Linked DNA regions of Homo sapiens: region 2 is linked to region 1. The links are chromatin contacts, found by Hi-C or POLR2A ChIA-PET in ENCODE. All regions are on one chromosome and are shown on one strand. The core of a region is the stretch at or near the end of the contact, and the rest is flanking DNA. Distances in the headings are between cores, read along the strand shown. Region 1 has its middle 32 kb from the start of LINC02058. Region 2 has its middle 13 kb from the start of MIR2277.

Region 1 (2,556 bases), core at 21-2,520:
GGAAGAAGAAAGTTATAAAGGGTTTTAAAGAGGACGTGTCATTACACTAAATACAATTTTGGAGCACTTCTATGAACAGGCATCTATGCTGGAACATCTCCGGCTCCAAAACCTGCAACTAAGCACGGCCTATGCAAATATTATCCTTTTTCCTTATTTGGAGGCTGCATTTCTAATCATTGAAAACATGCACATTGTCAGGGAAAGACACTGATAATTCAGCCACTGAGCCAGTATAGAGAAGTTATTCATTCCTGGGTTCAACCCAAGGTCAAAAACATCAAACCCCAACCATTAAGCAAAATGGTGACAGGCATGGTAGAGATGACCTGGAGTAAATATATTGCACAGAGGAAGCAAGGTCAGGAATACAACAGGCCTGAAAAAATGTTGCAGAGACAAAGTCAGGAACAACTAGTTTAGAGTTCAGAGGTGTACATGAACAGAATCTTCCAGATGGAATAAAAGAGACCAGCAAAGGAGGAACCAGCCACCAACAAACTGGAGATGCAATGGAAATCCTCTGTGTCTAACTGCATTTATAAGCTGCATATCCTTCCAAACTCCATCTTCTCCACAGTCCAGACCTCCTTACCTTGGACAAATCTGGTGAAGACATAGAAAGCAATGTATTCTTACTTTCTTGCTGAAGAAGACAGTTTGTTTTGGCCTTCCGTGCTCAGAGTAAAGATAGGGCTCACTTCTTAAAATCTGTCTCTTCAGTCAGCTTGAGCCCAACACTGTTTTGGATGTATTATATTTTAACGTTCCCATTCAAAGGATGTTGAATCCAGTAGGTTTAAGAACACTCACTTTTTTTATTAGTGCGTACTTTTGTTCTCAGCAATGAGAATTTCTTCCTAATATTGTTTCAGTTCATCTAGGCTTAACAGAAAACATCACCTGTACCAGGGCAATATAAAAAATATACCTCTGTGTCTTGGGCCTAGGTGTGAATGGCACTATAATGGTTTGGTTGTGGGGCTATAATGTGTGATAATTTATGAAAATATAGAAAGGAATGGCCAATTTCTACATCCTGTTGTCCATATGGTGAAAGTCAAGAAAGGGTCAAGCTCTGCCTTGCCTTTGTTTAAAACACCTTTTTGAAGCCCAGTTCTTGGCCTGCCACTATGGAGACCTCTTCTGCAGCTCTGGGTGTCTGGGAAATGCCTGTTTCATTAGGACTCCTGACCCCTATCATTTTACACTTCAGAAGGAGTGACCAGCTCACTTAAAACAAAGAAGCTTTGACCTTTCTCCCCTTCTGAAACCAAAAACAGATGAAATTAAAGTGACTCATTTCCGGTTCTAAATATACTCTAAGAAACATCTTTTTCAAGTAGTTTTGGGCTGCGAGTTTTTAAAAAAAATTTTGCCTTGTTTTTATTTTATATTTCCACATAAGTATCTCATTCCCTTTTTGTCAAGGTCAATGTATTTATTACTTATATTCATGGTGTAACTCACTATACTTTATTTTTCCTTCCAGCTTTCTTACTTTCTTCCTCTTTTTTCTTCTTTTTTTATCTGTGTTGTTTATAACTGTGACCCTTGATCTTCCAAGTCTTAAAACAGCTTGGCTTTCAGCAGCTAAATCTGACAAGGTCAGCATTTTTCTATTTATTCTGAGAATACTGTTTACCCTCTGGGGTTTTTAAAAGCAATTCTGTAAAACATCACTTGGAAAAGTTTGTAGCATTCATTGAGACTTCCATAAAGTCAGAACACAATAAATGACAATTTCTTGCTCTGATTTTTGAAGTTTCAGACAATCATCACTACCTGATCATTTGGTGCCTAAACAGCTGCACTGACCAACATTTTAAAATTAAAATTATTAGATTAAAACAATCAATATTATATAAATATAATTTATTTTACTTCAGTAGAATGCCTTTGACAACTTTAATCAAAACTAAACAAATAACTCTTGAGTTTTGCCTTTCAGAAAATACTTCCATTAGAAATTGCATACACAGACATTATACTATTTATTTTAAGTTTTGAATGAGGATACAGAGGAAGCAGGCCTTTTCCGTAGCCAGGCTGTAGAACAAATCTACTTTTGATCAGAACTTAAGTTGCGAGACAGTTGGGGATCATAACTTATACTTAAGATACAAAATCTGTTTCTGAGCTGGTGAAATTGAGAATGTTAGTAGAGAAAGACTAATGCATTTTCAAAGGTTCAAAGATATTCTACCAGGCCTGGTACAGCTCTACATTCACTAGAGCTACTGTGGACACCTCTGCATCCCTGTGAACAGACCAGTTTACAAACTTTGAGATCAAGCTGAAAATATAACTTCCTAGCTGTGCAGTTTCAGTTCAGAAAGTCTCACCACTGCATCCAGAATTCTCTGCAATAGGCTTGATGGGGAAGCCAAAGTATGTAATATGTTCCAATCTTGTTAAGAAGCTTATTCACTAGACTATAAGGGGAAAAAAAAATTAACTCCAGAAAATGTACTGCATTAACAAACTGAGACTCTCTGGTGGTAGACAGGCTTGGAGAGGGGTGAGAGTATAAGTGTGCCATTGCAAATGTTTTGT
Region 2 (2,556 bases), core at 37-2,536, 700 kb after region 1:
AGACACACACACACACACACACACACACACACACACACAAAGTTAAATTTTTATTGGCATCCGGAGGCAAGACTGCCCTGGGAACTTTTCTTCTGAACTTCAGAGAGGGAGAGGGAAATAAGAGAGAGCATGAATTGTGTCTACTGTCCATCCTCAGATCTTTACACATATTTTCAGGCATAAGGAGAAAAGGAGGTTTTGTAGAAATGTATTAGATGTGTTCTAAATTGTGGGTTAAACTATGAAGTCTCTCTTTATTGGCTTAGGTTTGTTGGGTGGGTTGTGATTTTTCTGAGATTTTTTTTTCCTGTAAGTTCTATGACCTGTGAGTGTGTTAAGCATACTCTTATCTCATGCTTCCTTTATTCTTAATGTGGTTGTTTTGCACAGCAAATAGCACAGTAGAAAAATCAAGAGGACTGTTATTTCATATCTATTGTGCTTGTGTTCATTAAGTAGCAAACCTGAGATTGGAGTAGCATTTGATATTCAACAGGAATATTTTAATATTTCATTTTCTAATTTTTTTGTTTTTGTTTTTGTTGTTATTTTACAAAACTTCACTTCACTGGGAAAAAAATTGTGTGTGGGACATGGAGATGAGGAGAGAACAATAGAAAAGCCTAGCTCTGGCTCTGTATTCTAAGAACAATGTGAATCAATGAGCTACTATAGAGGCAATATTCAATAGCAGGAAATTAAGAGTAGTTTAAGACTAGCATGTATATACACTGGATTATTTTCCAGCCTTAAAATGAAATTCCAGAAAGACTCTTTAGAAAGCACACATATTATTGAGATGAACTCTCTCAGTCTTTTGAATTCAGATGGACTGGTTTAAAAGAAAAATATGCGGTACCTGCCTCTACAGAAACCAGCAGATTATTCTTTACTTTCTTCACATTGAAATCCCAGAAGCTTTATTTTGTAGTTACATTGTTAGCCCAGTTCCAAAGAATATTCATATAATTAGGTAACATTATTCAAACTTTAAAATTATTTTTAAAAAGTGTTTCAACCCCACCCCCACCCCCTTCAAGCTACACACTAACAGGGTAGTTTTCTAGCTTTCTAGCTACCTTTGACTTTTCTTCAGCCAAAGAAAATATCAAAGACCCAGTTGCCTGGAGAAGAATAAAGTTACAGCATTTATATTTAGGAGGCAGCATTCCATTTCCATGACCATCAGTGGCTTGTTAAGTAAATATGTGTCTTATGCCACTCGGAGAGAGCTCAGATCGCCTGTCAGGAGGCGTCTGGGCAGCCTTGTAAACTCAGAGTGACTTCTCATATCGTGCTATGTTTTCCCAGCGATGCGCTTTCCTCTGCGCTGAAGCCCTGGGAATCATTTCAGCCCAAGGTGAGCCTTTCAGGCACTGCTCTTTGTCCCCATTTGGATAAGAAGGTGCAAAACTAGTTAGACACTAGGCTGATTTTGGGGAGGTGGTAGGAGGGGATGGAGAAGCGGCCTGTTCTAATTAAAGACAATAAGCAATCCTGCGAGGAGCTGTCCTTTAGCCTTGGCTGGAGGCAGAAACGGTCTGTCTCACCTCAGTTGTTAGGTTTATTTGAGCTGGTCGGTGAGGCGAAGAGCAGAAACTTGCAGGTAGCTCTGGGCTCAGGTGAGACTGGGTGGATGGTTAAATCACAGCAAGTGATCTCGAAGTCCCCCTTTACCTCCCCATCCCCTGTCCTTCTGTGCTCTGTGCTTGACTCAGGCATACTTTGATTCTAACTTTGCTTGCTAGATGGCGCTCGGTGTCTCAGGACTTTCTGTTTCAGAATTAAAGCGGCTTTTTAGCACCGTTGTTCTGAACTATTTGTGGGCATTTGATCAGTACAGTGCTGGTAATGTTATTATTGCCCTTGTTTTCGTCACACTTTTTCTCTTTTTGATTAAGGTATCGTCCAGGTGGGAGCTGCCCATCTTAATCCATATAATAATGAAATTCAGGGAAACTCTGCACCTAAATTTAGGGCACATGTGTGGTTCAATTACCTGTTCTGGTGCACTTAAAAAGGCACCTTAGTAACTTTCCTCCAAGAATGTGATTGAGGTTTTCAAGAGGACAACTCAGCAGGTCCAGATGGTGATTTACAATCGTCGAGGTTTCCCACTAGAGTCCACCACCCTCTCCCACCACTACTCCCCATTCTCACTCGAAGATGAATCAGGCTGATGTGGGGAACTTATTACTTTCATTTGTCATTATGAGATAGCATTAATTGATTGAAAAAGTATTATGATTTCTTTATAGCCCAAGTACTAAAAATTTATGTCTACAAAGAGATATATTTTAATATTAGTAATGAAAGTCACTACACAGCTTGTTTCACAAGAAGAATGATTTGTGGATTCTAATGTATATTTATTTCAATCACTAAATGATTCTTCTCAGATATTCAAAACACTTTTGGAGGGATTCCTTTGTGTTGAAGCACGAAGAGAGAAAATCAGTAGTTCTAAATTTCTGGTGGAAAAAATTAAGATAAGCCAAAAAGACCTGAATATTGTTTTGTCGAATGAAGATGTCATTTTCACAGCACCCACTGCTC

The links. A loop is a pair of places that touch in the nucleus more often than their neighbours do. ChIA-PET counts read pairs that join two places held with the same protein, here RNA polymerase II (POLR2A). Pooled maps may share reads with other maps.
Region 2: a loop to region 1 is called in a pooled map, with 2.8 times the contacts of the local background. The contact joins two enhancer-like sites. A Hi-C loop is called at or near these places in 3 of 50 pooled maps. POLR2A ChIA-PET finds 5 or more read pairs at or near these places in 2 of 52 experiments (HEK293 and OCI-LY7).

What each region holds. Positions count from the first base shown.
Region 1 is chr5:92,906,863-92,909,418 of GRCh38, forward strand. No RefSeq gene overlaps it. Among named protein-coding and RNA genes, the nearest start is that of LINC02058, 32 kb to the right of the region's middle. Within about 2 kb of position 1,271, at least 2 of the 41 ENCODE cell types and tissues checked have a DNase peak (open chromatin) inside an H3K27ac peak, as active enhancers do.
Region 2 is chr5:93,606,250-93,608,805 of GRCh38, forward strand. No RefSeq gene overlaps it. Among named protein-coding and RNA genes, the nearest start is that of MIR2277, 13 kb to the right of the region's middle. RefSeq lists a silencer at 1,574-1,868. Within about 2 kb of position 1,287, at least 4 of the 41 ENCODE cell types and tissues checked have a DNase peak (open chromatin) inside an H3K27ac peak, as active enhancers do.